2 separate regions of the Mus musculus genome follow, and region 1 is linked to region 2. The links are chromatin loops, found by intact Hi-C in ENCODE. Cell type or tissue: left cerebral cortex. All regions are shown on one strand. Each heading gives the region's core, and the rest is flanking DNA. Links, peaks and the distances in the headings are about the cores only. Region 1 holds the start of Gm10789 (predicted gene 10789). Region 2 has its middle 89 kb from the start of Gm10789.

Region 1 (4,380 bases), core at 290-4,289, 91 kb before region 2:
TAAATACATTTAAATGTGCCATGTAGTAGGCTCTGGGATGTGTAACCCCCACCCCTCCGAAGGGATATTCTGAATTCAGGGTACTCTGCTCAAGCAGGAAACACAGTTTGTGTGTGTGTGTGTGTGTGTGTGTGTGTGTGTGTGTGTTTTGACAATTTTAGTGCTCTAAGAGGCAGGGAGAACCAGAGGTGGGCAACTAATTCTCACTGGCACAGGAGGATCCCTGGTGTCTATGAGAGCACACCCTGCTCACCAGAAGTTCAGCAAACGTCAGCCAAGCTGGGCTTTAAGGAATGTGTAGCAATTGTTCAAGGGAAGGAAGGGTGCCTAGGTCTGGGTTTTGTGTGACAAAACTTTTCCTGTGGAGAGGCAATACATCTTATGACAGACCAACGTACAAATACCAGCAAAGTCCAAGTAAGTGAACCAATGAATTTTATTGGGATTGCTTAACAAGAGCAGACATGACTCAGAGACAGCTGCATCACCAAAGGCCACCCCAGCATGGTGACAGCTCACAAGAGCTGGGAACCTGGAGCACACTGTACAGTCTGTAGGAGCCTGTCCTTTCCAAGTGACTCAGTTGGTCTCTGCCTCTTCTAGGAGGCTGGTCTGGTCTCATCTAAGTCTGCATCTTGGCTCATTTGAGACTCAGCTCTTACTGCTTAGTATGGCAGGGAGGGACCTAGCAAATCTGCTCAGTTTTAGGGACTTCCTGAAGCTATTTTGGGTTGTGTTCCTTTCTACTTAAGGATATTCCCTGCTAGAAGGAATGTTTCCATCTCTGAGGGACTATACACACTGGGGGAAGAGAAGACAACAGAGCTGAGAGACTGAGATCTTCCTGTTTGGAACAATCTTTTAGTAAGGTGGATGCCTTTAATGAAATTCAGGTGAGAGGCAGTATGGATTTGGGAGGTGAAGGAGGGTGCAGAAGGAAAAGGTGTTAACTTTCTTTTCTTTTTGAAACAGTTTCAGGCTGATCTTCAATTCAATATCCTCCTACTTCAGCCTCAATAAGCCACTAGGTACACTGTTTACAAGATAACCGCAGGTCTGCTCCTCCCACTCCCTGGGCCAAGCTGGGAGAGCTCTAAAGCGAGGGGAAGGCTCTGGCCTGGATTAGGGAAGCGGTTTTGTCACTAGCTTTAAGGCTGTTTTGTGGCTCACGCCACCTTGAGAAAGGCCAACCTGCACCAACTACGAGGATTTTACAGAGAGCCGAGGCATGTGCGAACCTCGTCAGTCACGAACAATGCCCTGGCGACCGTGAAACTCAAGTTCACTTGCTGGACATTAGCCCAATGAGTCCCGGACTATCCAATACTTGGCTAAGGCCACTCTGCCTACCTAAAGTCTGTTTGGTGGCGGATATTATCTGGCTCCTAAGAGAGGGGACGCGTTGAGATTTTATCTCACCTAAGCAAATTCCTGTTTCTCCCTAGAGTCAGCCACATGCCGCCCAAACTAGACCACGTGTCGCAGGTACTAGGTTTTTGGCTCTTCGCCTCCTCCATTCGGTGCCCCCCCGCCTTCCAAGGCCTTAGGTGGCAGGAAAATCCTTTACCTCCGACCAATCCCACCGCTGCCAAGCCGCGCGCGCGCCAACTCTAGCTCATTCGTGCGCGTCATTGGCCACCTCCACCTATGTCTGGTGACAGGCAGCTTCACGGACCTATTGGAGAAGGAGGCGGAGGCCAGCAGGCCCTCCCGAAGCTGCTTTGTTAGGGGCTCCTTCGCCGTGGCCCGTGCCGGCAGGTCTCGTTATTCTTGCTGCGGTTTCCCCAGGCTGCTTACGCCAGAGCACCGTGTCAAGGCACCCGGGAGTGTGCACCGCCGGCATCCCTCCAGCCACAGGGCCCACCTGGCGCCCGGATGCCGCTCAGGTACCCGGCGTGCGCCTGTTGTCACACTCCAGCCCAACTCTGAACGCCCCGCTCCCGTGTCCTCCGCCTCGGATTGGCTGGACGGAGGCGGAGCGATTGTCCGCAGCTCCAATCGGAGCTCGGTTTCCCACGGGCTTCCGAGGCCCCGCCCCCGAGGCCCGCTGGCCCAGGAGCCCTGACAGTTCCCATTGGCAGACGGCGAGCGGGCCGAAGGGCTGAGCAGCGCCGCTGCCGTCGGGTTCGCAGCTCTGCAGCGCCGTTAAGGCTTCGGCGCCCGCAGCCCCAGGGGCCCAGCGGCCCCGCTTTGTGCCTGGCCAGGTCTTCAAGATCCTGGGTGAACGTCACTGGTGAGTACCCTGGCCTAAGCCGGTCGGGCTGACTGGCCAGAGTCTCCACGAGGGATGGCGATGAGAATGCCTAGAGCCGCGGTGCCCGTGACGGGCACGTCCTGACTCCCATTCGCACACTGGGGCTCCCGGTGGGTCCTAGCTCCCCCAGACCGGGCTTTGCTTGTATTGTTTTCGTGTGCATACACTTGGGAGGTGATCTGGGGAGGGAAGGCACATCTGTATCGCGCCAAGGAGAGTCCAGAAACTAGCCGAGACAGCGGAGCCCAGGTACTGGAGCCGAATGCAAGTGACAGTGTGCAGGCGTTGGCATTCGATCATTCTGGAGGCAGGAGGTCAGCGTTGACCTGAGGCGGCCTCATCTCTATGTATTTATCGGCTGATTTTTAATCAACTTCTGGGAGGGTGTGTGTGTGTGTGTGCACGCGCGCGCGCGCGCGCCTGGATCTGTCTGTGTGTCTCGGTCCCGGACTTGGGCACTTACGGGCCTGTCCCTTCGCCAACGTTGCCGGGTGTTCACCTTGGCCATCCATGCTGCGCTCCCGGTCGGGCACACCACGGGAGAGCCTTGGGGGCGGGCACACAGTGTGAAGGACCTGCGGTGGGCTAGGGAGGGGGCATTTAAAGCAGAATCCTATGGGTGGGCAGACAATGACTGGTCCAGGTAGTGGGGCCGTTCTTTACGTCCGCGCTCCGGATCCTATCCGGATCTGGCCCTCTCTCCCGCTCTGCTTCTCCGATGCCTGTGCACGGTGAGGCAGGCCACCGGGCTGTAGACCCGTGTGAGGCCGGCTTTTGTTTACAGACCTCGCCATTGGGCCAGAGGTACGCTTTTAAGGCCAGGCCACAGCTGCATGCCCCCAGGAGTCAGAAGTTGATGCGTCTTCAGGTGACGCTCCCTCCTTTGGTCTCCGGCCCGAAGCTTCACGGAAAAGACACGATTCCACGTCTTCGCACCAGCCCAGCCCCGCCCCGCCTCACGCTCTCAGATCTTCTGCACCTAGAGGCGCTGATATCTTTTGCTGGGGTCGGTCAAGATGGGCTGTCCGGGAGCGAACCTCGCCACGGGTATCCCTTTCTGGTGGCATCCTCTGGCCATTCTCTAGGGTCAGATAGAATCTAAGCTGTCTTTTTCCTTCGTGGTGGCTGGCAGGTTTTGAAGGACGCGCGCGAGCCCTTGGGAACACTGCAATTCACGTTTGCTTCTCTGGTACCCATGCGGTCCCGCGCAGCAGCTGGGCGGCATCCAGTGGCAGAGCGTCCTGGTTCCGGTGTCAGCCCGGTGCTTGCTGACTTGGCGCACACTTTGAAAGCTGCAACAGAGGTTGAGAGCCTGGCTCTGAGGTCATAAGCGTCCCGGTATCCAGTTCCTGCTGAGTATTAGTTACGACCTGGGTCGCTATTAATGAATGTCTTAGAGCCTCGGTTTATGCGTCTGTAGAGTGGAGTTGCGGTTCCTTTTGAGAGCAGGTGATCTTGATGAAATGACAACATAAATGAACTACACAATACAGAGACAACAGTAAGATAAACATTGAAGTTAGGTTGGTTGTCAGAGGAAATCTGTAACAGAGAGAGAGAGAGACAGAGACAGAGAGACAGAGAGAGACAGAGAGAGACAGACCCATCCTTCTTCCATTTTGTGGATTTCCCTATCTTGTTTCTATATTATACGAGGCTGAAGGTTTGTAGCCCCAACAGGACTTGTTCTACTTGGCCTTAGACTTAATTATTCTTATCTAATCTCTCGAGGTGCCTTTTTTTTTTTTATGCGTGTGGATTTCCACGGGCCCTAGTTGTTTCTTCATGCTTCTTTCTTAGGGGCTGTGTAAAACCTTTGCTGGTGAGCCGCTAGCAGCTTAAAAAGCAATGGGCGCTGGGGAAGGAGGGCTGTCTGAACAAAGGGCTGTCTGGAGGGAGGAGGGAACTCTTCTTAGCAGGCGAAATCCAATCTGTCTGGTGGCTGGAAAAGTTTGGAACATCACTAGGTTCTAGAGTAGGCTCTTGTGTGGGCTTGGAGGAGTTGGGGACTGAGGGGTAAACACAGAAGTAATTTTGTTTGAATAGAGGGAAGTAAAGGTCCTGAGGACGAGGCGTCTAAGCAGGGACAGCAGGCGGAAGGGAGAGTTGACTTCATGGAGTGTCAC
Region 2 (4,380 bases), core at 229-4,228:
ACTTAACCTGCATGGGCCTCAAGGTAGAGAAGAGGAGATGCAGGAACGATGCTGTCTGGGGTAAGTGGGAGGGGAGGGGTTCTCTGGGTGAAGGATACCTAGATAAAGCTTGGCTTCTTAGGTTCTTGTTTGGACTCTGACTTGATAAGGGGAGGGGAGGCTGTTGAAAGAGAGAGGTGATCAGCCATGTGTAAAAATTGGGGGTATCATGGGGTTTGGGGTGGGCCTTTAAGAGTTCTGGGATAATGTTTGTGAAAAAGATTCTCTCATAGCCCTACCCACTGACTCGTTTGCAGATGGCACGGTAGGAGGCTTGAGATGGTCTTCTGGGTGACAGCCCAGGGGGAGAGGGCACAGGGGAACACCTGGTAGACCTGTGACTGTGGGCGCTTGTTAATGGTGTGCTCATTATGCACACCTTCCCAAGGAACTGGGCGTGGTGGTGCACAACCGCGATCCCTGTACCGCACACTGTGAAGCTGGAAGGTTTGTGAGATTAAAACTAGCCTGGGCTGCAGAGAGCAAAACTCTTGTCTCAACAAATGGAAAACCGGGACATTTTCAGGCTTTTTTTTAAGGCTGAACGTTGATCTTCCAGAATAGTCTATGGTTACCTTTGCAGTTTAAGCAGCAGCAAGAGGAGTTGGCCAATGTCATACAAGACACTCTTCCAAGTCTAGCAGATGCCTCTCTGTTTCCCCGAACAAGCCCCTTTGGCCTGGTGACACCCTCAGTAGAGTTTTCTCCAGAGCATGGCCTCTGCTTTATAGCCTGGTCTTTTCCTTTGGGTCAGGTTGCAGGTCTATCCTCAGCTGTGGCTCTTCCGTGCCTCCGAGGTCGCTCCTCTCTCTGAATTCCAGGTGCTGGGCCACTTAGACTGGAGTCCCCAAGGTCACAAGAATTGGATTATTCAGCCATGTGTAGACTTGGCTAACTTCTGTATGCATCAACTATTGCACATATATTTATAAATATATATTAAAATTCAGAACTTAAAAATTTATGATAAGATGGTGTGCTAAATCTGAAGCGTATCATTGTGACCTCAGTCACCAAGCACGCCTCTGCCTGTGTCAGCTGTGTCTGAGGCTAGGTCCCCAGGCGGGAGCAGGACAGATGGATGGCCAGCATCACATTGGAGGTGGCCCGGTCGACTGGCTACACCTGCCGTTCCAGACTGATTTATTTTTACCCCCCAGCTACAAATCACTACTGCAATGGCCCGTCCTAGCATAGAGTCTCTGAGCCGCCGCCATTCTGTTTTCCCTCCGACTCCCTCATTCGACTGCGTAGTTAAATTGACTTCTGGGTAACTGAGATATTGTTTATTAATGTCTGAGGTCTATAGGGACTGCAGTGATGGACATTTAAAGAGGGAAGAGTCTCCCTGGCTCCTCTGTGGGTCAGTGTTGGTTTTCTTTAGAAACACTCACATTTAACTCTGCTGGACATTGAGACAAAGGCCTTGCAGATGCTAGGAAAGCTTCGAGTGCATGCGCACGCTCGCGTGTTTAAGTTTTGAGATAGTCTCATGAGGTAGCCCAGGCTAGCTTTGAGCTTACTCAACCCAGGCAAGCTCTCAACCCTGTGACCTGGCTTATCTCCCCAAATATCTGAGATGGAGGCCTGTGCCTCCAGGCCTGCCTCGGTCTTGCCAGGACCCTCTGTGCTTGTTCTGCTGTGGAAAAGTTTATGTTGGGGGCGAGGCAGGTGTGGAGGGAGAAAAAGCTGTAGGAGCGGCTGTGACCGAGGACCTGCTTCCTGCAGGAAGCCAGGGGGACATTTTCAGGAAGTGCCTTGGACCTGGTTTCTTTTGGGTCAGAAGAGCGAGATACTGTGGGTAATGGAGTAGATTTGGGATTGGGTGGGGGAGTTGTCTTGAAACAAAGGGACGTGTGGGTATCCCAGTTATGCCTAGATACACGAAGTATCATGTATGGCCCAGGGAGGAGCGATGTCGAGTCTGCACTGTCTCATGGACACCAGCGAGCAGCCGTGCTCACCGAAGCAAGGCAGTCAGCTTCCCAACTGCACACTGTTCATGAGCAGCTGCAACCATCCTCCATCATGGACCATCCTGTTGCCCTCGTGACTGCTCTGCCGCTGTCACTAACTGCAGGAGACCCACACAAGCCGGGGCCCACCAATGTTCCCCTGTGGAAGGGATATAGGCTGTTAGTGCCTGCTGAGGAGGCTTCTAAGGCTCCTCCTTCCCAACCAAGCCAATGGTTGCTAGGGGAGGGCTTGTAAGGGTTGCTAGGGGAGGGCTTGTAAGGCGCATCCCTTCTAGAGGCTTTATTCCGCCCCCTTCAGGATCTGTGCTATTAGTGGGTTTGGGGAGAGCTGGTTTCTTCAGTGGTGTCCCTGCTTGTAAGTCGGCCACCTCCCTGTAAGGAACCTTATTAAATTCATTTGTCCACCAGAATTGGGGAGACCACTTGTTTGGTCGGCCACCACCCTGTTGTCTGTGGTGAGTTTTATTTATCTTTCTAGGAAAAGTTCACAGTCCAGGAAAGAAGGGGCAAGGCCGGGGACCAGGCTGGCTGTCCAGCGAAGACTTCCGTGTCCCTAGCTTCCTGACTCCTGAGCCTGCCAGACGCTTGCCTTTCTGCCTGGTTTGATTATGTCTGGCTGTGAAATGTTTGCATCAGTGTGGCGACTGTAAGGATTGCTCCCGTCCATCGTGAATCACCTCACTCCAAACTTAGCTCTGCTCAAGAAGAGGGAGTTGCAGCCATCTGCAGGCAGTGGGAACAGCCAGCATTTTCAGTGAAAAGAGCTACTGTGTTTCGAGCACCCGTGTGTGCCTGGCTTTGGGATGCTTCTCTTACGTCTGTCAGAGTTAAGTTTTATGAACTTGACGCAGTCCTAGACAGACCTGGGAAGATGGGATCACAGCTGAGGGACTAACTGCCTTTGTCAGATTGGCCTGCAGGCCTGGCTGTGGCTTTTTTTTTTTTTTTTTTTTTGATTGCTTATTGATGAGGAGTGGCCCAGCTCACTGTATGCAGTGCCCCGCCCCCTCCCCCTGGGCTGGTGGGTCTGGGCTATCTATGAAAGGTAATTGAGCAAGCCAGGGGGAACAAATCGGTAAACAGTGTTCCTCCATGGTCTCTGGGTCAGTTCCTGCCTCAGCTCCCCTTGATAAGAGAGTGTAACCTGTAAGCCAAATAAAGACCCTTTGTCCTTCAAATTTCTGTTTCATCACCGCAGTGCAAATAAGACTACTTTGGCACCATGGCGTCATTTAGTCCTCAGATCTGTCCTAGTTACTGTAATAGTACTTGGATTATATGTGCTACTTCCAGTAGGGATACGGGGACAGCAGGGTGGGCATGGAGAAGCACTTAAAATGTGGAGGCCAGGGGATTCAGGTTGGTAGAATGGACTCTGACCCCACTACTCAGAATTTTCGGACTTGTCAGCCTGTCTGATAGAGCTCATCTGTGCTCTCGAAGACCTTCCATCTCTGATGTGGCGCTGTGAGCGACAGAGGCTTGTGGCTGTGGGTCTGTGTGGGGCCAGGGGTGCATGCTACAGGACATCCCTGTGACCGGCTCTTTTCTTTGGCCTTTTCCCAGAGGTACTGCTAACCAGGACTCATCTTAGCCAGTGTGGATGCTGTAGGTGTGGCTGGTGTGTCTCACGTGTTTGCACTGGGAACTCTTAGACACTTAGTGCTGTGGTGTGTATACTTGCCTGGCCAGTGGATGCCCAGATGTTTGACCAACCTTACTCTGGATATTCTCCAAGAATGTTTCTGGATAAGATTTAACAGAGGGGAGAGCGTTGGTAGATTGCCCTCCCTAGTGTGGAGGGCTCATGCAGTCAGTTGGAGGCCTGAACACAGTGGCTGACACCCCCATGGTATGGACAGTGTCTCCTGCTTGACTATCTTTGGATCTGGCCTGTCGTTTTCTCACTTGCCTTTGGCCTTGGGCTAGAATTAGTATTGCTCTCTGGGTCTGCAGCTTGCCCATTGCAGATCTACAGGCATGTCAGACCACATAGTATCATAAACTAACTCCTCGTAATAAGTTTCTTTATCTGTGTGTGCCTGTGCTGTGTGGGTGTGTTTGCATGTCAGTGGTAGGTCCTATTCCTCCTGACGACCCTGATAGTGCCCACACTGGGTGACCATCTATCTACTCTTTGCTCTGGCCGGCTACTATCTGACCAGTGCAGGACTTTCCATTGGCTTTTACTGGTCAGGCGACCATGAGCGACCGTGAGCTCACATTGTATCCTCACATTCCTCTCTTGTTCAATGATGTTAGGAAGATTTCTTAGAATTTCTCTACTTCCTTTTTTTCTCTTTTCTCCCTCCCCTGGCTTTTCTCCTTCTGTTCAGATACAAAGTTATTAATCATAGCTCATCAA

The links. Peaks named below come from ENCODE experiments on the same cell type or tissue, not always from the same donor. Only the 100,000 strongest peaks of a DNase experiment are listed, where the experiment ranks them.
Region 1: a loop joins it to region 2, with 2.2 times the contacts of the local background. A loop is called at or near these places in 1 of 42 quality-filtered maps.

Annotation. Positions count from the first base shown.
Region 1 is chr16:90,141,538-90,145,917 of GRCm38, reverse strand. Gm10789 (predicted gene 10789) reads right to left here and starts at 3,681. Exons shown (of 1, transcript NR_033476.1): 1 at 1-3,681. It also overlaps a transcript of Tiam1 not described here. In left cerebral cortex, for the core only: a CTCF peak has its summit at 2,130; DNase peaks (open chromatin) are centred at 1,659, 1,975, 2,657 and 3,255; H3K4me3 peaks cover 2,697 bases; H3K27ac peaks cover 1,446 bases.
Region 2 is chr16:90,050,956-90,055,335 of GRCm38, reverse strand. It overlaps a transcript of Tiam1 not described here. Among named protein-coding and RNA genes, the nearest start is that of Gm10789, 89 kb to the left of the region's middle. In left cerebral cortex, for the core only: CTCF peaks have their summits at 2,316 (motif pointing left) and 2,755 (motif pointing left); DNase peaks (open chromatin) are centred at 2,292 and 2,715; H3K27ac peaks cover 611 bases.